Linked DNA regions of Mus musculus: region 2 is linked to region 1. A link is a loop called in an ENCODE intact Hi-C map of the cell type or tissue named here. Cell type or tissue: left cerebral cortex. All regions are shown on one strand. Links, peaks and the distances in the headings refer to the core of each region. The heading gives the core; the rest is flanking DNA. Region 1 has its middle 25 kb from the start of Ahi1. Region 2 has its middle 120 kb from the start of Pde7b.

Region 1 (16,104 bases), core at 3,940-11,939:
TGACTACCAACCGTAATTTGTCTGTGTATTGTCTCCCGATGTAAAACTGGGGAGTTCTATAGTCATGCCCACATGGCTGACTCTCCCCCACCATTGTTGGCTTGCTTCTCTCCTATAGAGAGAGCCACAGTTGCAGTTCTTTCCTGGTTCTCCTGCCCAAACCAATCAGATCACAATAACAAAGAATAAGACTTTCCTTGCTTTTCAACAAGCCTTTAGATTACAATGCATCTTAATCATGCTTATAAGTAACACTTTATCCTTTGTGTAGAATATCAGGCTTCCTACAAAACTGTCATTTTCAAAAATTGCCTAAGATTCGAATATTGCTTTTTGCAAGTAATGTGGTCCTAACCCAACATATCCAACAGGGTTCAGATCAATGGTTGTTCTAACTTCAACAATGGTAAATATTTGTTAAGCTTCTACTATGTTCATGGCACCAGACAAGAACCTATTATAGTGAATTTTCCTTTCCAGAAAAAATAAATTCAAATGTGGAACAGAAAGTCTAGACTCATGAAACTGGACTGACTTTGTGTCTTAGAAATTCAACACACCACAGCTGTGTGCATAAGCCTGGTTCAAACAAGATGACAAAATAAAACATTATTATGGCTAGGCATGTGGTATTGTTTGAAAAAATAGCCATAGTGAAAAGTGCTTTTCAAATGCCTAGCGGAATGCCTAGCGTAGGTACATGCAGGCTGTAACTAAGTTATACACTCTCCAGCTATTCTGGGACATGGCCAGTTGGGAGTACCCTTCCGTTAATCTCAAAACTATTTAAGATGTTCAGTTTTCCAAGTTTTTTCCTTTGAAAGTATATGTGAACTTTATTTGCAATAAAAAAGAAACTCATAGCATTTTATTACTTTTTGACATGCTGTTTCTATTGAATGCCTGTAATAAATCAGATATATGTGTGTGTGTGTGTGTGTGTGTGTGTGTGTGTGTGTGTGTGTGTGTGTGTGTAACAAATGCTGTTTTATAGTGGTGGTCACTGTAGAACACAATTGTATCTTATAATTTTTACTTGCTATAGAAGATAGGGATTTATGTGTGTGAATAAGACAAAAATGAGCCTGACAGAGTCACCATTAAACGTCTTCCAGAACCTTCTGGTGTTGAATTTTAATTATACTCTTGAACAATTCAGAATTGTTGCATTTTGTTTTTCAAATGCACAGAACAGAAAACATACTGAAATATGAAAGTACTAACTAAGCCTTTAAAATATTTTTACAAGCTACATGATGATAATTAAATGAGAAATATCAACATTTAGGTTTTGTACTTCAAATGACACAGCTATGGATGAAGAAAGCCACTGGCTACAGCTGTCCATGAAGACATCTTGCTCAAATAATCTATGATCTAACTTTCAGATTATCCTCACACAATTTTAATATATTTATTTCTTAAGTATTTTGCTCTCTAAGACGTTTTTGGCCCAGACATTATAAAGACCACATTTAATAAGTTAAAAGATAATTTGCACAACAAAATATTTGTTCTTGAGCTGCACACAAAGCAAGTGAGAGGTAAGTTATGATATTGCATGATGAACGTTTCTTCACATGAGGACCTGACTCTGTGGTTGTTTTCCCACAGATAGTCTTAGTATGATTATGGTTTGAAAGATGACTTTCCATTTTTAGTGAAAGTACAGCTTAGTGAAAATTATGTCAATATAATAATATTATTAATGATAACAAATCAATAATCTCTGTCTCTTTCTCTCTCTGCCCTTCTCCCCATCTTATTCTAGAAATTGAACCTGTAGTTTCCCGCGTGCTAGGAAAGCACTCTGCCACTGCGTTTACCCCCCCAACCTCTTTGCTTTCGTTTGAGAGAGGGTCTTGCTGAGCAGCCTGTGCCAGCCTTCACTCACTCTGCAGTCCTGACAGGATGGCAAGCTGAATTCCTCTTTCTTAGCTTCTCCAGCGTTTGGAATGACAGGACAGGTCTGCACCACATGACCAAGTGGTGATGATTCTCTATAATGGAGGCATATATCAAGAAGTTCGGATGTCAGCTACGACTTATCCAGTAAAATTAATTACTTAACAGGGATGGGTTGTTATCAGAAACAATATGAGAAAAAATATTTTTAAGCTTACATAAAGAGTCATAACACTGAAGTGGATCAAAGAATCTCTTATTAGGAAATGTAAGTCGTAACAATTGACATTTAGTGAATCTTTATGCTTAATATTTTGCTAAGTATTTTATTGTCTTTATTTCATTTAATTTACAAAAGAGCCCTTTGAAAGATACGTACTTGGGCTGGCCAGATGGATCAGCAGGTAAAGGCATTTGCTGCCAAATATGATCACCTGAATTTGGTCCTTGAGACCCACATGATGGAAGGAGAGAGCTAACTCCAGCTAGCTGTCCTCTGATCTCCACGTACATTCCATTTATGATGGTTTGTATATGCCTGGCCCAGGGAGTGGCACTATTTGGAGTTGTGGCCTTCTTGGTGTGGGTGTGGGCTTGTTAAAGTAAGTGTGCCACTGTGGGCATGGGCATTAAGACCCTACTCCTAGCTGCCTGGAAGTCAATACTCTGCTAGAAGCCTTCAGATGAAGATGTAGAACTCTCAGCTCTTCCCACACCATGCCTGCCTGGATGCTGCCATGTTCCTGCCTTGGTGATAATGGACTGAACCTCTGACCTGTAAGCCAGCCTCAGATGTTGTCCTTATAAGAGTTGCCTTGGTCATGGTGTCTGTTTGCAGCAATAAAACCATAACTAAGACACCATGACATGCTTCTACACATTCACATTCAGACAAACATACTCACAAACAAATATGCCTGAATAAAATAAAATATATTAAATACATATTTTAATTAGCTTTATTTTAATGTTGCTGGTGCTTTGTGGAAAGCTATGTTCCTAAGGAGCATAACTTTTTTTGATCCAAAAGCTTTTTTTTCATATTAATGAAGCTCGTTCTTTTACAATTTACACATGTGTATAATGAACTCTGATCATTCTCTCTTCCTGCTGTCTTAGATCCACCCTCTATCAAGTCTCCTCCTTGCTTCCAGTCTTTCTTCAGTCTGTGACTTTTGGTTTTATTCTGTGACCCCTTTTATATAACCAGTGATCTGTGTGATCATCAGATTGGACTATCCATTGGAGCCTCAGTGGACATGAGAGGAGACCAGTGGTCACACAGTCAAGACAACACCTCACCAGTAACAATTCTGGGCAACACTGCTGTAGCAGTATCTTGGTCATGTGCCTTTTTATATGAATATCTCTTGTCTTGAAAACTTGTCAAGAGAAAAAAACATCTCTCTTTAGTTTTCATTGCCTTGGGCCCAGTAGAAGTGGACATTTATTTAGTACTTATATTTCATTAAAATGTAGCATTCCAATTTAAAGGAATACATTTAAACATTTTTCAGGTTAAATAAGGATAGTTTATGATTAAATCATCTCATTGTTTCTTAATGTGTTTATGATATATCAGATGTCTTTTTACTGCCAGTTTTCATCAAGCTAAGTCATTTGCCATTGATATAAACAAAATTACTCATAAATTCTTTGGAATGGTTTGACTGTCCCTCAAACCATTCCAAATGTGGAAACATTCATTCAGCAAATGTTTACTGAGCATTTATTAACTGCCAGGTGCTACTGCAGCAGCTGAAGATGCGGGGGCGAATAACATAGAAGCAGTGGTTTTTGTTCCTGTGAAGGTAGATTCTAGCACCAATAAATAATAGAGGCAATGCAGAAAATAAGTCAAGAGAGAGATCATGGATGCAGGAGAGTCTGTACTTCAACGTATGGAGTTGGGGAGGCTACATCATTAAGTGAAAGGTTAGCAAAGATGGAAGAGTGGGACGACCATGATCTTGGCCAGCCTAAACCGGGTGGAAAGCGTGGGTTAGCTGGAACACAGTGGCACAGCTCATTCCTTTTAAAGTTATCTGAAACAAAGGCAGGGCTTCCCTGAGCCTCGCCATTCCAGACTTGATAGATGATTATGAGACAAGTAATTCCCAGTAAAAACCATGTGCTTGAATTTGACACCAAAGTTCCTTTCAAAACATTTTAGGATAATTTCAAACCCCTCTCCTCTTGTCACTTAGGTGACTAGTTGAGATATAAATTCTTCTGAGACGTTCTTTTCTCTTTTGTTTTGGGGAGGGGTGGGTGAACCCAGGTTATTGCATGTGCTATGGGATCTGTAAGGAATGAGATGTAAACAACATAAGGAAACTATACCATGGGTGAATGTAACCATGGAAATCAAGCCTAGAGTGTGTGCGTTTGTATGATAAAATTGAAGTAAGGTAAATAAATGCCCAATGAAGTAATGTGTGAACGCCTTAGCTATGATTGGCTAAGTGTAGCTTAAATATCCCAGTCTGGCCACCGCAACTCACTCGCTCCCAAGTCCACCAACCAGGACACCCATCGGTGAACAAGCCCTCATCGTGGACTGAGCTCCAGCTGAACCCGAATGCAGAAGGACACGTCGAGAACCTCACCTGACATGCCACCATCAAGCCAGGCTAACAACATCGGGCCAGACCATCTGAGGCTCCCTCCCGCCTCTGTCCTCAATCCCGATTCGCTGACAGAATCACTCTGCCATTGAGATAATAATGCAGATTTTCCATATGTTCATTTGAGACAGGGTCTCACAGGCATGTGTGAGGTTCGTGCAGTAACTAAAGAAGGCCTTGAAGCTGTGATCCTCCTGCTTCAGCATCCAAAGCAGATTGGATTTCAGGTCTGTTCTACTAGGCAAAGTTTTTTTATCTTGTTTTTATGTTTCTGTGCCACCCTGGCATCTTCTGCCACAGACACCCATCAGCACGCTCCATGTATGTGAGGACTATTGATAGCCTTCCTAGTCATGACCAATGACCAGCTCTTATAGAAAGACAACTCTAGCTTACTCTATTTTGCCATCTAAGACTTTTACACGGGAGTCATATGCTTGGCTGACATTCACAGAACACTTTGCCTAGTAGAACAGGCCTGGAAAAAAAGAAAAGAAAAGAAAAGAAAAGAAAAGAAAAGAAAAGAAAAGAAAAGAAAAGAAAAGAAAAGAAAAGAAAAAAAATATCACCTCACTGTGGAAGCTGCAGTGTGTCTGGTGCATCACACAGGATACCTGTTTGCCCAGACAGCTTTACTTGTGAATCGCAAGGAATCATTGGTGTGGCTCTGGGCCTCTGGCTTCTGCTACAACTATCAACTACTTAAATTGTTGAATTAATCAAACATGGGGCTTCTGGGCTAGTTATTGTCTACCATTCCACTCCCCATGCAAATCCTTTCTCTCTGCTCCAAGAGGCTCTCTGCTCCACTGTGGTCGTCACCTTTCCAGATTTCCTTCCCCTTTGTCTATTGGGTGAGCCAGCTGGGGTCATGGCGCAGCCTGGAAAGGCAGGAGAGAGAGAGAGAGAGTGGTGTTGTGGAATCCATCTTTCCCAACTTGTGCACAGTTCCAGCAACGGCTGTGTTCCTCAACAGCTGGAGCTTATCCTGGGTCATCCTCTCACTGGTGCTCGGCCTTAGCAGCAGTCTCTTCATTTGCTCTTCATGGTCCATGGACTGGTAGTGGAGTCTTTCTCGCCAAGCTCTGTGTTCTGTGATCTTCACCTATCCTGTTGGTAAACCTAAATCTCTCATTAAATTTCAAAGAAATAGGAGGCCCTTTTTTTCTTTCCCTTTCTTCCTTCCTTCCTTTTTCTTTCTTTCTCTCTCTCTCTCTCACTCTCTCTCTCTTTCTTTCTCTCTTCCTCTTTCTTTCTTTCTTTCTTTCTTTCTTTCTTTCTTTCTTTCTTTCCTTCCTTCCTTCCTTCCTTCCTTCCTTTCTTTCTTTCTTTCATTCTTTCTGTTTTTGAGTATGCCATCTTTTAATTCTGACCCAGACAGCTATTTTCAAAAGAGATGAAGCACAGATTATTGGCTTTAATAAAGCCACTTTAAAGCTTTTATACGAAGATACTTACTGAAGCATCACAGTTAACAGCAAGCTGAAAACAACTTATATACAAATGTCACATCAAAATGATAAACCATTTTCATCTCCAAAGTGAGACATAGAAAGAGTAGAAAACATGGGACTAGAAGAAACAATCTCAACATGAGACACACCTTTATTGCAACCATGTAAAATTGCAAGTGTATTTGGATGAGGGTTAGACCAAATATGGAGATAATTGTGTTTGGGTATAGATTGCCTGATTTTTTAAAAAAATTAAAAGTTAATTTAAGTAAAATTTAACTCTTTAAGTGCTTCATTATCATCAGTATTATGATATAAGTATTGCGCTTAATATATATCAAGATAAATGCTCCAAGCAATGGAGAAAAAATAGTAAATATTAATATTCTTCCTCTTACATGCTTAATTATAAACCCAGACATAACTGACCTGGCTTTCAAGTTGAGCTACAAGCTTTGTATTCTGGAAATATTATTTTATGGCTAATCTTTGATAATAATCAAAGCATATGCTCTTAAAGCTAGCTTTAGAATGAACTGTAAGTAAAGGAGAGTGTGTTAGCTTGTATTCAGCTTTATTCGATGCCTTGGCTCTGAGCTTTGCAATGGGCATTCGGTAGCCTCTAGTTTTATGTGCTTGTTTTTCAGAATATCCAAGTTTCATATTTTAGTTAATATGTTCAAAGTCATAAAGTCATGTTAGCGTTCAAGGAGACAAACTAAGAGGAAAAAAATTGTTTAGCAGAGCCTTAGGTTGATTTTAGATTCTAGATTTTAGATTAGTAAAAAGAAAGTTAATGCCTCTGATGACTAAGGAAGTGCTTTTGTGATGTGCACGCTCTTCTGTAGCATTCTGAAAATGGTGTTCCAGAACACACGAACATAGTGACATTCAGTGAAACACAGCGACAGAAATCCAAGCAATGATGCCAACGCTACCACAGCTTAGATATGGTTGCTGGACATTTCCATTCAGTCCACTTTTAGGTTTTCTCCTTGTCCAATAGGAAAGCACTCAGATTCATTTTTTGCAAGAATAGACATTCCTAAGTTGAGATGGGAGTTTGGCTCTTAGGCAGACACTACCACTGAATCCCCATATCACAAAGAAAACCTGTCGGAACTCTATTCCTGAAATGCTTTATTATGGACTGCTAGCAAATTACCCCACAAGAGGTCACCAAAGCTCTAGTCTTTTGTGCGTGCTTTTCTGAATTTTGTCCTTCCTTCCATCCAACTGAGACAGATAATACGTGTCTTGGTTCTTGTTTTCTTTTGGTTTTTGTGAGACAGGGTCTTGTCTTGTAGCCCAAGCTGTCTTCAAATTCAGAGCAGTCCTGATGTTCCCGTTCTTCCAAGTGCTGAGAGTGTAGGCATGAGACTCCATGCCAAACTTTGTTTTCTACCTCAGAGAAGCGATGGAGAATCCTGGTTTATTTTGGACCAAATCAGCTTATAGAAGACTGTAGCTCTCTAGGCCAAGTCTATACCATGGGTTTCAGAGAAGTTCTTATTACAGCGTACTGTTTTTATATTTTATTTTGGGGATTTTAATTACAACATCTCACCTCTCCCTTCCCTCTAAAGCCTCCCATTCCTCTCCCTGCATCCCTTCAATGTCTCTTTGTTCACTAATTGCTATTGCATGCATATAAATACATGTACATATACATATAATCTTAACATCCTTGCCTAGTAAGATTGCAGGTGCATGTCCTGCCAGCAAGTGTCACAGTGACATCTTCCTTATGGTCTCATTTGTGGGGGCAGAGGCTGCAGGTGGAGACTTTTCTGACACCATACCTCCAGTCTCTAAATAAGAATCATTAATTTAAAATACTGTGATGTAAACATATATACAAAGAAAGGTTGTATTGTTGTGAGTTGAGGATTTAAACAACCTTATAATCTGTTTCATAGGAATGGCATTAAAAAATTAAAAATATTTGGGCTGGAAGGATAAAATATCTATAAAAATGTCAACACTGTGAATTCAGAGGCTGTTAAGCAGGATGATTTCTAAGGTTCCTTCTAGCTGGGAGATGCAAGGATTCTATTTAAATTCTCATGGTTTTGAGCTGTAGAACATTCATTTTCATTTCAGTGAGGTCTCTTTAGGTGGGGTCTTTTGTGTTTTGAATAGTTGTCTTATTCAAAACACTACAGTTTGAAATTAAAAGTTGCTCCATTTAAGATTTATTTTCTGGGGCTGGTGAGATGGCTCAGTGGGTAAGAGCACCCAACTACTCTTCCAAAGGTCCGGAGTTCAAATCCCAGCAACCACATGGTGGCTCACAACCATCCGTAATGAGATATGATGCCCTCTTCTTGAGTGTCTGAAGACAGCTACAGTCTACTTACATATAATAAATAATAAATAAATCTTAAAAAAAGATTTATTTTCTGTAGTTACCAAGATTTTGCGTTATGCTTTTAACAATAGTTATCCATTTTTTAAAATCTCTAACATCTTTTTTGATGAACATAAAGTTCAAAAATGCAAGCATAATTATGTCCCCTATTTCTTTCTGGAGAAAGAAATCATTTTAAAAGCCATGATCATAAACTATAATGCCCAAATGAATACTAAAATTCATTTCTATTTGACTTTGGTCATCTCTCAGTGGGAAAAAAAAAAGGAAAGAGGAAATAGGCTAGCCAGGAAAGTGGGGCATGAGGTGCCTCTAGTGCAGTAGTTCTCAACCTATGAGCTGCAACCCCAACAGGGGTTACACATCAGATATCCTGTATATCAGATGTTTGCATTACAATTCATAAGGGCAGTAAAATTACAGTTATGAAGCAACAACGAAAACAACTTTATGGTTGGGGGGGTCACCTCAATATGTGGAACTGTGTTAAAGGGTCGCAGCATTAGGAGAGTTGAGAAACACTGCCAAAGTGGATCAGAAGGTAAATCGCATATCCAGAATTTGAAGGAATCGAAATAAGCCATTTTAATGCCACTATAATCTGCTCTACCATCCTGGGCTAGTTTAGCTGAGGAAGCACACTGGCTATCTTCAGTTTTCTCATACTAAGCCCTGTGTGGGCACATCCAGAGGACATTTCGAGTACCCCTGGGCTACAAATAACACATCATAGGTCATCAGCTTCTAACCAGGTTTAGGAGGGTATGAGGACTGCATTCATGTCTCTCTCACTTACTTTTGGCCGGCACTGAATTCTGTCCTCAAGACTGAGGTTTGTCTTGCTCTTATGCTAAGCTCACTGAACATCTGAGGGAAAGAAGGAGCAAGAATCCAGACAAGCAACGCTGAGGCCTGCTTGTGTTCTCTTGGGGTTTCATAATTCAGACATCTGATTGCATCTTACAGTTGATGGCATTGCACAGACAGTGTCTGAGTGGCAGTCTTAAGTAATTTGATCTGTGTGAGTGCAGACCTGCTCAGAGCTCTTGATACCATCAAAACAACACTTGTTTTATGAATTGTAGTAAATGTTCTCTCTTTTTTTTGCCATCAAAACACATTTAAACATCACAGTATAATTCAACATTAGAATTAAAAGTCATCAGGCTAAAACCAGTGAAGTGGGGAGTATTATTATGTCAGCAAGACAGACACTTATCGTGGGGATGATAACCCACATTTCCTATTTTCTTTCGAATTAGTGAACAGTTTTATGAATCCTTGGAAAATAAAATACAGATTGGATAAGTTGTGTGGGATGCTGTGAATGAGATATATGTAAAAGAATTATTCCTCCCTCTGTTGCAACACATGAGACCTTTGGCCAGAAACATCAGCATCTTTTAAGGATTTGGTGGGAATAGGATCACAGGCTGCACATCACGCTTTCAAAACCAAAACCTGTACTTTATTAAGGCGCAGGGGTGATTCACAGCATGTGGCCCACAAGCAAATGATCCACAATTGTATGATCTACATGCATGTGGTCCATAACATATGATCCATAGCATGTGGTTCACAGCATATGATTCACAGTATATGATGCATAATCATGTGATCCACAACATATAATCCATAGAATGTTATCTACAACCATATGATCCATAATCATGTAATCCACGGTATGTGATCCACAGCATGTGATTCACTGCATGTGATCCACAGTATATGATCCGATTTGCAGTATGTGATCCACGAGCATATGATTCGCAGCCATGTGATCCATATCATGTGATCGGTAACCATGTGATCCATAGCATGTGATCCATAAGCAAATGATCCACAATCATATGATCTATAAGCATGTGATCCACAACATATGATCCGATTTACAATATGCGATCCACAAGCATATGACTCACAGTCATGTGATCCACATCATGTGATCTATAAAAATGTGTTCCATAGTATGTGATCTACAAGCTCCTAACAGCCTGAGAGAATGTCCTACAGTGACAGTGTCTTGATGAAAAAACAAATTGATACTAGTTAAGTAAGAAGTGCTAACAGGACCTCAGGCTCTTGCGTGTGTTACATAATTATACTAAAACAACTCCTTTTTATGTATTAAATGACAGTTCCAAGTAATATGACTCAATTACAATTTTGTCGGACTCTTCTTTTTAAACCCCTCAGTGTTTAGTAAACTAACTGCGTGGTTTGTGGATTCTGTTGTCTCAGACTTGAGGGAAAGCAGTATTGCGCAGTGTACTAAGTGTTACAGTAACAAGATGTGTGCCTCTCACACTGGGGAAGGTTTGCTATTTTAAGCAAATGTTAGCAGATGAGGATGGACTGGAGGAAGGTATGATACAGGGAAAGAGCACTCTAGAAAGGTCGAGTCACTTTCGATGACAAAAACATCAAGTCTGCTTGTCAAGAAATGGTGGCTGGAAGTCAAGTAATTATTTTCCGGGGGTGGATGGGGTGGGAAGACATGTTTTGTTGTGTTGTAGCGATGATGAGAAGAAAGCACCTCTAAAACTCTAGGAGGATTTGATGCCCACAGTTCTCTCCTTCCAGTGGGAGAACTGAGCTTGGGATCAATGTTTTGTAGAATTAGATTCTTGGATTGTGTGAATGAGGCCAGCTTCCACTTGAAGAATGAAAGCCTTTTAAGCATTTTATTATTGCCCAAAACTATGCTTGAATTCCACACACAGAAATTTCAAGTTCCCTGCATGGAGAGATGCCTGAGCGCGTGTATGCTTCTCTCTCCGTCTCTTTCTTTCTCTGTCTTGGTCTCTCTCTTTCTCTTTGTCTCTCTGTCTCTGTGTTTCTATGTCTGGGTCTCTGTGTCTGTCTGTCTGTCTCTGTTATTTTAAATAAGCTACACAGTCTATGGTCACACCACGGTACTATTGTATATCTTATTCATAGCAATAAGCTTAGCTTGAGAGGAGTTGTAAGTGATAGGTGGTCAGCCAAGGACAGGAACTTCAACACGAAGAATGTCTCAAACTAGACAAAACAAAACATTGTCCAACACATTTCCTTGCTGAACAAAGCCAGTATCCTGGGCAGGCATGATGGAGAAATGGAGGATGTATCTCCACAATTACTTTGTAAGTTCTTCAACTCATCAACACCTTTGGTAGCTTGTAACTCTCTCATTCTAGCATAAGAGACCACTTTTCTGGCACCATGTGGCTATAAAAGACAGATTCTCAACATTCACACTCAATCACAGGGCAGGTAATTTCCAGGGAAGGACCAAGGTGGTACTACTCCTGGCTTACAAATGCTGGCAGGGCTTGTGAGGTCTACTTATCTTGTCTGGTAACCCAATGGCTTGCTAATGGTATAGAAAATCAGCAGATCCTTGTTTGAGCTGCGATGGACAACTCAAGTGGTAAGAGCTAGGGAGTCAGAAACCCAGGGTGAGTTCCACTCCTTTTCCACTTTTAGAACAGGTCCGTGAGTTCACAGAACCTTGCACCCCAAGCTTGTGGCCAGAAACTATGAAACATGATGGTGGTAAAGTAGAATATTCATGCTTCTGGTTTGGTTCTCATTATCCTGATTTTGCTTTGAGAAACACACCTCCATTCCCAGTCTATGTATTTCAAGTAAAATGCAGTCCAGAGCATGCAGCCTATTTATGCAATGCTGACATTTACATTTCTAATTATCACTCAAAGGGTGGAAGGATTAAAAATAATAGTCATGATGGGAAACTACATAGAACTTAAAGTGTCGAACAATAAGGTGTTACTATACATAGCGTGTTCACGCCACATATGTCTGCTTTGCTCTACAAGGGCAGAGTGAGATGACTGCAAGTGACCATACATCCTGCAAAGCCTGAAGTACCTCTTTCTTGGCTCTGTATGGGAAAGCTTTGTGAAGCCATGTTCTAGACCATCACTGAGCCCATCACTGCAGTGAACAGTCCGTGTCTTACTCAAGATGAGGTGCCTGAATCTTCTTTGAGCTATTGGAAGAATGACTGTCTCTTCCGAGTTGGCCCTTAAGAAGAAGGGAAGGGCCCAATCAAGTTTGTCTCACACCTTCCCAAATCTGGAATCTTCAGCTCTCTGATTATCAGAATGGCTAAAATTGGCTTTTGCTACTTACAGGCAAAGACATTTAACAGATAAAGTCTACTGTATGTGTGGGGAGAGAGGATTAGGTAATTTCCAAGATCCTGATGTATCCTGGAAACAGTAACTTCCTGGCAGAAGAAGGGAAGTCAGTCTCAGCTGTCATCTTCTGTAGGACCTGAGAACATACTGTTCTGGGGAGAAAGCCTTCAAGCTGGCAATACAGGGAAGGCTGGCGCTGCTCAAGAACCCATTTCACAGGACATCTTAGCCTTTCAGAAACAGCAGCCTTAGGCAACTTCGGGACTAGAGATCTTTGTACTAGAATTATTCATACAACATCCAACTTATCTCTTGTAGACCCTTAATTCCATGCACAGAGCAACAACACTACTGTATCTTTAATTCCAATGAAGTGGATGAGGTTGTGCACAGAGGAAACAAACACCTCATTTATAATGAAGGAAGGACTAGGTGGGTGCTTTGGGTTTTCAGAATATTAGCTATTATGAAATATAGGCTCATTACAAAGTAAGAACATACATACATATACCATTTTCATCATTAAATAAGTAGAAATTACTTTTTTCTATTAACTAATCCTTCTTCTTGTCAATTAAACAGCACTGGTTCCTTCTGCCCAGTATCTCAAGGGAAAGACATGGCACAACAGCAAATAGAAATAAAAGAAATCAAAACAATCCTCCAAAAACTGTTGAAAAATTCAGATAAAACCTTCCAACATTAGAACAGTGGAGAATCACTTGGTACAGATAAAGCCAAAATAGCATGGGTGGCTGCTTTTACCTTATGGTGAGATTGTCTCCAGGTTATACATATTTAAAAGAATGAGAGAAAGAAGGAAGAGAGAGGATGGGGTGGCATTGTAAATGGTGGGTTTCAGAAAGAGAGAGAGAGAGAGAAACAGAGACAGAGTAAGACAAAGAGAAAGAGGGAGACAGAGAGATAGAGAGAGACACACAGGGACAACCAAGCTCTCTGATCCCAGCTCAGATCATCATTGTTGGCTCTTCTGCAGATGTGGGTAGGTCTCCAGGAAGAAGTCAGGGGCACTGGTATAAGGCTGTAGACCTGGTGTGGGACACACACTGAGATTAGCAGACCTCCATCTTTTCCCCTCTTTCCTGCTATTCACGTTATCAACAGTCTTTCCTTAGCAAAAAGAATCTCAAGGCAAAATGTGGTAAAATTCTCCAACAGCTCTGTGAGTAAAGAGACCCACATTTACTAGGTTGATTTTCACAGTCCCCTTCCCCAGCATCGGAGCTTGACACAGAAATTAAATTAGGTCAAGTACAGATGTTTTTCACACACATGGGCTTATTGATAGATACTGTGGTGTTCTAAGGCATTTATAGCTGTCACCATTAACGCAGGTTGAGATCACTCATTCTAATGGATGACAGCAACAGCATACCAGGATCCAAACTGACCACTTGCTCCATGCCCCTGAATCTTACTGCATTACAGTGGTGTTCATTTTGAAGAATTGTTGCCACATCCCATTTGATTATGAAGACTAGTATTTGCCCAGGAAGGGTGAGTCACTGGGTCTTACTGAGGAGTTCTTGGGATTTTCATATTCAGTTCATTTTCTTTAACATATAACCAGTGGAATAACGAAACAAAAATCCATTTATCTTTTATAATTGTTTCCCTCCTTTAATACATAACAGATTTTGTGGCCATGTTAATATAGCAGCTGTACTGAATAGCTTTCCTTCAACCAAAGAACAATGTGAGTAATCTCTTATTTCTAAAATCTCAATTTCCTGCTGCAGTTTTTCCCATCCGTCACCTGGGGGAAAGCCAGGTGAGAAAACAGACACAGCGAAGCACAGTGAATGCTTTTCACTTGCAACACAGAATGGGAGTTTGATTCTTTTGTGGCCCAAGGAAGGGTGAAAACTGCCCAGGCAGTGATTCTTGACCTGGAAACTCTTTTGCATACTAAAGGCTATTTAGCAATTTCTGGGGACAGGGTTTTTGTTTGTTTGTTTGTTTTGTTTTGTTTTGTTTTGTTTTAAATTGCATTTGTGGAGGAGGAAGTGGATGGTGGGGACTTCATTTTTGGTTGTGCTTGTGGAGGAGGGAGTGAAAGGCATATCTCTGGCATTTACAGGGGGCAGGCTTAGGATGATACTAACAGTCTCAATATACAGAGTACAGCTTCACGCCTGACAAAGAATTTCCTGATCCAAAATGTAAATAATGTCCAGACTGAGACATTAGTCTACTAGTCTCCTATAGACAGCAAGGAAGATGTGAGCAACCAAGGAAGATAATCAGGGCTTCTGTGGACCCAGGGGAGGCCCATGGACATTTGTTTACAAAGAGGAGCAGAGCCATTGTTACCTGAAGGGGTGGACATTATTTATATCTGTGGCACAGTTTAAAGGGAGACTGTCTTAATGAGGCAGGTTGGCACAGACTTAAAGGAGAGAATCAAACTCTGAAATAAATATTATGCTTCTTAAATCAAACCATGATTGCATTTCACAATCTTGCCTTGCTTATTTTGTATACTGTAGTGTTGCTGCACTGAGTATACACACAAAACTATGAATGCAAGAAACCATAGTTTATTTCCATTTGGCTGGATTGTGGATTTCATAGGCCAGTACATGCCCTGGAAAAGGTGGTCATGTGGCCTTCCTTTTGGGGGTTCTGCAATGGCAGATTATGAAGTTTAAATATGGTCATGAGAAATTTGTGTATGTGAAAGGCTACACACACACACACACACACACACACACACACACACACACACACACACACACAAACACTCACACAGTTTTCACTTGTGAAAGTTAGACAACCCTGAAGTAGAAATTTCTGGTTTCTTTGGAGACTCAGTTGTGTCATGTGATGTTTTTCTGGAAACTGTCTTATGAGAGGATGTTTGGCTGAAGTAGACACATGGGAGGATGTTTTACTGAGAACGTGGTCTTTTTCAGGAAGCTGCCTAGAGAAAGGGCATGTGGTGTTTTGCTAGCGTGCAGGCTTTAGAGGACCCGTGATGTTTGGGAAGTGTATAAATATAACCCAATAGAGAGTGGATGACACTGTATCCAGGGTTCACCTTGTCATTCTCTGCCTGTCTTGGTTGGGCTTTGCTGACAATGCTGTGGCAATGGTTCACCTTACCTTCTTCACTGACTTCATAGAGAGAAATGCATTAATGAATTTCTCATGATATTCAGCAGCTTCCGGAAGCTCCTACAGGGACTAAGGCCAATTGGCAGAGCCTTGCGGTTTCTTCTGGATTGAACTGCTATTGCTGCTTTGTGAATGGTGTTTGTGAGTAGATGGAGCTCCTGCTGCTGATTCATGTGAACTGAACTGCTGGTATCCCGACAATGAAGGTTGGGACCACCCAACAGAACTATTTCTCAATAGGCCCACATGACCCTTTGCCCTATGAACCTTTCCTTTCCACTGTCTCTGTTGGGTGGTGGGCTAGAAGAGAAGTTAAAGTGTTTAAGGACCATTATCAAAGTAGGTTTTGAAAAAATTGAAGCTATACAGTTCCAAATCTACTGGACAGATTCCTGAAGTATAGATCCAGGAAAGATTTGATGTTACAGTGTTCAGCTGGAAGGTTGGAAATGGCTAGAATGTCT
Region 2 (8,000 bases), core at 1-8,000, 260 kb after region 1:
AGATGATTGAAGGAATCTTCAAGTAACATTGTTGGTGTTTGTTGTTGTTGTTGTTGTTGTTGTTGTTGTTGTTTGATTTGGTTCTTTGAGACAGGGTTTCTCTGTGTAATAGCCCTGGCTATTCTATATCCTGTTCTGGATGCACTTTGTAGACCAGGCTGGCCTTGAACTCACAGAAATCTGCCTGCCTCTGTCTCTGCCTCCTAAGTTCTAGGATCCAGACAGATACCTAGATAATATAACTGTTACTTGAACCCTAAATTTTTTATCACATCTGTAATCTGTGTATCTTGGGCACAGCATGTGTTGAATATATTTTAGAGGACTTCTCTAACAAGAAAAGGTAACTCATATTTGGTTCCCAGCTCTTCTTTCCTGATAAAGTCAAACAAAATAAAGACTCTAAGGACAGTAGCTTAGGCACATGGCTCTCAACATTGGAAAGGCATGCATCGGCTCAGTCCACATAGCAACTCTCTGAGGCGCTGTTGGTAGAACTCTGCTGACTAGGAATGTGAGAATCAGAAGATAAAACTGCTCAAAAGCTGGTCAAGCAGCACTTGGTCCTCAACCTGGCTTCAATTTCTACCAAGGTGGCTTGTTCGTATCCAAACAGTGTTTAGCTGGGGCTGGAAAGCTGACTCAGCAGGAGTAGGGACCTCTCTTATAAAGGACCCAACTTTGATTTCCAGTACCCATATCAGACAGCTCACAACTACCTGTAACTCCAGCTCCAAGGGATCTGACACCTTCTTCTGACTTCCATGGGCGCCTACACTCACGGACACAAACCCACACACGAGCCAACACATAGACACCTAATTCTGTGCATCTTCTTTTAAAAGAAATGTGCTTATTGATGCCTGATTGCTGTGAGTTTTAAGTAAGGGCTGTTACTTGGCAATCTGAAGCATTGATGTACAAAGCAGCGTTCAGCTCCATCTGCTCCTCCTGACAGACATGGAGTTAAAGGACTCCTGCCCATTCCATCCTTGCAAGAGCTGTCTGAGCGCAGTCTCTATCAGTGCGATGTTACTGAGAAAAACAAGTGGTTGTCACTTGCCTAAGATCACACGACCGCAGAACGCTTCAACTCTACGGCCTGCGTTTCCTGCTCAGTGCATTTTTCCTCTGCAGCACACTTCCTCCAGGAACATAATGCAAAGAAACACAATATAGCATTGTAGGACAGGGGCATGGAAAAATGCCTCTGATATTTAGGAATCTCTCAGTATATTTTAGGGATGATGTCAATCCAAAGGAATTTTGAGTCTTTGGAATTTCCACTGTAGTCTGCACGACCCAAACTGATCTAGAAATGCTGTAAACGACAGCATCTATTTTGATTAAAATAGAATCAAAATACTGAGTTCCTGTTAAAAGTGATTGTAAGGGAATTTCGTATATAAAGACTGATATGCTTAGAAGAATTGGGGGATGGAGTTTAATGGCATCGCTGGGCTTGAGTGGTCATGGAAATTAAAAACGAGTATACTGAAAAGTGTTCTTAGGAGAATTATTACACAAACATTAAAAGGTAAGATACATGAGAAGTACGTCAGAAAACAACTTGTAATTTCCCAAAGCAAAACATAAAACAAATTATAAATTAATTATTATGATTCCCTTTTGTATTTCAATAAAACATATTTTATAAAAAAATATTAGCAACTAAATAAGAGGTCCTCAGGATTAAATTGTTCTGCTCCTGGGTTTGTTCATATCACACCAAATGTCTTATTTATATTTAAATACCACATGGTATGGGCAGGAATTCTCTGTTTAAACTGGACTTTTTCGAGGTTGTTGAGGCCAGACTATTTGCTTTGTCAAAAATTCAATGATTGCCAAGTAGAACAAGCAGCCGGCCCTGTGATAAGTCAGAACGTGGGGATGTATCCACCCAGAAATAAAGCAGATGCTGCCAGGACACCCCCTCGGAGTCCATCAGGGGCTGAATCTGTTTATGTCACCTCCTGACAAACACAGAATTAAATAACGTAAAGTCAAGGTGGCAGTGGCCTAGAAATTCCATCTCTGCAGCATGGACCTCACATTACTCATGGACTTGCTCTCAAAAATTGCATTCCTGAAAATCTAGACATTCTTATAAGCAATAAATAGCTTTGATTCACTTTCTTCCTGTGTGAACGGACACTCTGATAAGAAATGGGTCCCAATGCTGTGACCCTTTAATACAGTTCCTCATGTTGTGGCGATCCCCTGCCAACCATATACTTATTTTCATTGCTACTTAACTTAATTTCTCTACTGTTATGAATTACAATGTAAATATCTGGTATGCAGGATATCTGATATGCGACCCCAGTGAAAGGGTTACTCGACCCCAAAAGGGGTCTTGACCCACAGGTTGAGAACCACTGAAATAACATTCCTAACCAACTTCCTTGTAAAAGATCCTAAACCATCTCAAGATCTCCTAATAACACATTAGTCCTATTAAACTTTATCAAATACTATATATAAAGTCATCTAGAAGTGTACAGGGGCATGGTATTATTTTCTATCATGATGTCAACAAAAATGTTAATGCATTTCTGTACTTCTTTGTATTTTGTAGTACATACAGAGATCTCCAAAGAGTCTATGTAGGTCAGAGACCATGTTCCTAGCCTTCTGTATAAGTAAAAATATACACCTCACTGCTACATGTTAACCACAAAGGGATAATTTACCCGTTGTGTATGTTAGTTTTGCTTGTTTTCTGTCACTATAACAAAACACCAGAGACAATCAGTTTATATAGAGAAAAGGTTGGCCCATGGGATTTTAGTTTCCAGTTCACAGTACAGGAGATCCGTTGAGTTTAGTCTTCCAGAGGGGATAGGGAAAGCAACAAATGAAGCGCTCGTGCCATAGGAACCTGCTTACCACATCTGCTGGAAGCAAGGCAGAAAAGGAGGGTTAGGTTGCCACCGCCCATTCAGAAACTTATTCCCAACCACTGAAGGACCGCCCAGAAGACCCTGCCTCCCCAAAGCACAAAGTACACATGAACAGCGCCATCTACAGGAAACAACCCTTTCTTGCATGGACCTTTAGGGAAACAGTCTCCGTGAGAAACATTTGCTGTGCATAGAAAGCATTTGTTCTTTGGAAAGCTGAGCGGGAACACATTTAGAATTTCTAGAAGTCATATTTAGGACTGGTTCATGGGCAAATAAGTTGTGTGATACACAGGTACCACACACACAGAGACAGACACAGACACAGACACACACACACACACACACACACACACACACACACACACACACACACAAACACGCCCGTGCGCGGTACGCTCCCATGCCAGATTGTTAAGCACCATTTCCCGCTCTGCCGTCCCCATCATGAATGCGATATTTTTTGGACAAGAGGCCTAAGGTTTTTATTTTCTATACTAAGAACTGACAATTATGTAGTTACATTGGCATGTTAATGTAGCAAAGACAAAAATGCAAATTAAAATATGAAATTTCAAACTAACCAAAGTGCTTCTAACATAGTTGAGAATTTTTACTTCCAAGGAAGATATTCCACTTAGTAAATATACCTGGATTTGATTTGATTTTTGGTAAATAAGTAAATAAATAAATAAGATACAATGCTTTAGAATGATCCAGTTTTCTAAGGAGTATGTGATAGATAGTCATGATTATACATGTACATATATTTGGGGCTTGGACGATGAATATTTAAGATACATAATTAGTTATACAGAAAATAAATGACAAAAGAGAAGTTTATCCGCTTGTACAACCTTTGCCCGTAGTTATAGCTAAAAACTTAAAAACATTCCATTGATTTCTTCCCACTCTAATCATTACACCGTTCCTTCTCTGTCAAAAAATTTATATTTATTCATTGTTGTGTTCTTACAGTCTGTAAAAATACTATACATGTACAGATCTGGGCCTGATCCTAGCCGGAAGGCAGCTCCAAAGCCTGGGGCTGGATGCATTTGTACAATCTGAGCTCCACTAGTCTTGCCTGCTTCTCTTTCTTTCTCTGTGTGGGTGCAAGGGCACAAGGGAGTGGGCCAACATGACGCTGAACGCACTACGCAAAAGCCAGCATGAATCCCAGGCCTTTTCGCCAACAGAAAGGATCGATTGTGTGTCTAGCAGCTGGAATGTACGCAGGTCACTTTTGGAGTGGCGTTAGCAGGCCTCGTTCTACTGGTTTGCTCTAGAAAAGGCAGAGGGGTGAGAATTTTTCTGCCCTGTGCTTGAGCGGCCCTCCACTTATCCTCCTCTTCAATTGTTAAAAAAATAAAAAATAATAATATTCATACATTCAGAACGCTTCAGCCCTGTTTTCCTAGTTGGAAGCTGTTGTTTCAAAGGTATATGCGTCCTTTCCTGGCTGCGTGGAAGTCTGCAGTTCAGAATAACATGAGCTGGGACACCTAGCAAAACAGGCCATGGGAGACTTACAGACTATGTTAGCCAGAAGCCACAGGCAGTACCAAGCCCAGCCCAGCGAGGAACTTGCAATAGATAGCTTGTAAAGGTGGGGTGCAGCGCGAAGGTGGATCACATGCCTGGGGTGTCTGAGAACTCTATCCCCAGCACCAAAACAGCAGTCACTGTATAGAACTTCTTGAATAAATCAGTACTCAGGAGAAAATGACAGAGTGATTTTCAACAATATTTGAAGTTTAATCATCGAGTGATTTTCAAATTTTAAAAACAATAACAGAAATCTTTACCCTTGTATTACTGGCTACAGTCTTGGAAATCAGGGGCTCTAAGCTTGTATTTGGCCGTCATCCTGGCCTGCCCAGTGTCTATGTTGTGACATTCCTATTGTGAATGTTACACAGGATCCCTTCACACCAAAGCCTGGGGCTCTTGCCCAGCAGTCTCACCCCTGAGAGGCACACAATGGGTAAAACTGTGTAAGAAGAGACTCGAGTGTCTTCCCTGTCTGCTATTGTTTTCAAAACACATTTCCACTTTTTTCTTCACTCAATTTAACGAGATTCCACCCACCTCTTCTTAAAATAAACCTCCATACCACTTTTCCCAGGATGCCACTGTAGATATATAGTTAACGAGATTTCTCTTGAATCCATGTGAAATTTTAACCTCCATATTAGAGTTGCTATGGTAACCAAATCAATTCCTAACTGACCACCTACCTGCTCTTTCCAGAGGATGAAAATCTCTGAACAAAGATGCAGCTGCATAAAAACAACGATAGGAATATCATCACAGAACCTGGAGCTACTAAACTTCTCCCGTCAGCGTTTATAGATAGCAGAGACAAAAGCGAAGTGCAAGGCAGAGTACCTCAAAGTCAAAGTTGGCAGCCACAGCATTAGGCCCCTCAACCAACGCGTATCCATGACCTCAGGAGCAGGTCTAAGTTGAACAGCTCAAGTCAAAGCCTCCAGCAGTTTTAGAGTGCATGCCTAATGCCAGTTATTCTTCTTAACTGTGTCCTTAACTGCTACTACATGAAAAAGCACGTTTTTATCACCTGGGACTCAGATCCCTGACAAGTGTGCTGCTTTTAAGCTGTTTGCAGGAACAGTGCTCAATTACGTCTCTACACAAGGAAGGTTGAAACTCAAGAATGCCTTGATTGCACTGCCAATAACATGGTTTCATAACATGAAGACACTTTCCTAAACGTGACTCCATACCCTTGGAATATTCCTGATCATTGTTCTTTATAATTAAGCTACCTTCTGGCGTCAGAAGCATGATAGAGATGCTGTTTTTAAAAACTGGATTTGGGACAGTAATTATGCAGTTGGTAGTGCGACTCTGTACCCTATACACACAGATTACTGGAGGGAAATGTTTGCAATGTAAGAATTAAAAAAGTAAAAATGTTTGGCTATGAGAAATAAGTCACTAATTACAGTATCTCATTAGAAATAGTCTTTACTTGTAAGAAGCCTGGGAAAACTCTAAGTCATAAGCTGTCCCTATAAATAATTAGCTCTGGCAAGAAAATTCTAATGGCCCATTAAATTTTTCACACCCACAGTTGTCCAGGGGAAAATATAAGCAAAACCTGATTGTCCTGATTTCAGATGAACGGTAGACTTTCTCCAGCAACCAGATGAATAACTTTGCCTACCATGGGTATGTGTTTCTTTTTCCAATGTGATGTGGAATTCTCACTTATCAGAAACTAAAATAGGTCTAACCTTCAGCAAATAGGTCTAGCCTTCAATAAATAGGTCTAACCTTCAGCAAATAGGTCTAACCTTCAATAAGCAGCTATAACCTTCAGCAAATAGGTCTAACCTTGAATAAATAGGTCTAACCTTCAGCAGATAGATCTAACCTTCAGCAAATAGCATCTCTACCTTTGAGCTTACTTTCAAAACAATATAAAGTAGGTGACATATACAATTTAAGATAGTCTTTAGATAGATGCCTTTACAGGTAGGGTCAGGTATAGATGCCCATTTTTATGATGGCCATTTCAATATTTATATTTGGATGACTTTTTACCATGTTATCCCTGTTTTTATGTTTCTACTTTTGATGCATATGAGGATAGTCTCTCATGAAGCCAGACACTTTAGACCTATGTAGAAAACCACAAAAATCCTAATTTTCTCTGTCAATGTGGTAGTCACAAGTCTTTTTTGTGAATTTCATGTATTTTCTGTGGGGCCCTGAAATGAGAGGTTATTAAAAACTTTTCAAGAGCTTGCAGAAAGAGAAAAATAATTTTACACAGGTAACATATTGGAAGGATATTTTGGTCATCAAACAGCTGCCTATCAGAACTGTTAAATCTTCATGTGTGCCTTGCATTTTTAGTTTGCATAGTGTTTATGGCAGGTGACACAGGTACAAAGGTCCGTTTGGATGTGGGAACTCAAAGTTCACACAATAATATTTCTGAAAGGAAGTTAGAGGGTTCTAAAACCATCAGATTTCCTATCACAGAAAGGATATGAAAGCAGATGTTGGGAAAGTGCTTATAGGGGCCGAGTGTAGACTCACTTCCTTATTTTGATTAAATACAGGCAAAGGCTTATACTTAAGTCCAGTATCAATTGCAAAATATTCTCCTTCCAATTTTAAATGTTCTAAAGCAAGTTGAGGGTGAGAGAAGACGATAACGGGAGGAGGGAACTCAGAGGTCAGGCAGGACAGGTCATCAACAGTGAGAAAGAACATTCCAGAAAGAAGAAAATGAACAAGCCAAGAAGAGAATCCAGTGTGAGTCTCTGAGAAAGTGACAGTTGAGCCGTTGAGAACAGTAACATCTAAGAATGGCTTCCATCATATGACTAGTTATAGGCACGATTTCGTTTAAATGTCTTAGAAATAGACTTTCAGCATTCCCATTTACAGACAAGGAACTGCAGACCAAATTGAAGAAGCTTGCCTGAGATCATTTAATCAATGTGGGAGCCAGATCATAGGGGACAAGGCAGCCATCATTTCACCTGGGCCTGAGTATTACCTGCACACTGATGCTTCATGGGAATCACTGAGGCAGTCTGAAGCAATTGGTCCATCTACACTTCAGACTCCTTCTGACTCTAAATCCCAGTCACATTGCAGGAACAATAATACCAAGCATTTACTGATCACACTCATGTGCTAATAACTATATAGGAACTCATAGATTATTTCTTCTTTCCCTCCTCTCACCACCACAGAGTGTCTCATCTAATATAAATAAATAAATAAATAAATAAATAAATAAATAAATAACAGTATGAGTCCCAGTCCAGGACCCACTGCAAAAGTTGCACAAATCCGGATGTCACCTCATGTATTTGTCCTTTGGCCACACTTTTTTTTCTTATCTGTCATTCCCCATAAAAATATCATCTGCCCAGAATGCTAAAGCTTGATTCTCCAGTCTCAATGGAGGTATTGCTCACCCAATAGGACACATTCCTCCTGCCTCCAAGCTTACCCGTCTTCTCTGTAGAAAGAGTTCACCTCATCTCGTATCCCTACCCCTCCCAGGATCTCCCCCTTTACCAGGTGTCCCAATTCAAGGCATTGTTG

What was found. Peaks named below come from ENCODE experiments on the same cell type or tissue, not always from the same donor. Only the 100,000 strongest peaks of a DNase experiment are listed, where the experiment ranks them.
Region 2: it touches region 1 in a loop (3-fold over the local background); 3 of 42 quality-filtered maps call a loop at or near these places.

Annotation. Positions count from the first base shown.
Region 1 is chr10:20,919,174-20,935,277 of GRCm38, reverse strand. No RefSeq gene overlaps it. Among named protein-coding and RNA genes, the nearest start is that of Ahi1, 25 kb to the left of the region's middle. In left cerebral cortex, for the core only: a CTCF peak has its summit at 7,153 (motif pointing right); a DNase peak (open chromatin) is centred at 7,190.
Region 2 is chr10:20,665,746-20,673,745 of GRCm38, reverse strand. It overlaps a transcript of Pde7b not described here. Among named protein-coding and RNA genes, the nearest start is that of Pde7b, 120 kb to the right of the region's middle. In left cerebral cortex, for the core only: a CTCF peak has its summit at 3,019 (motif pointing left); DNase peaks (open chromatin) are centred at 4,029, 4,499, 5,001, 5,259 and 2 more places; H3K27ac peaks cover 1,195 bases.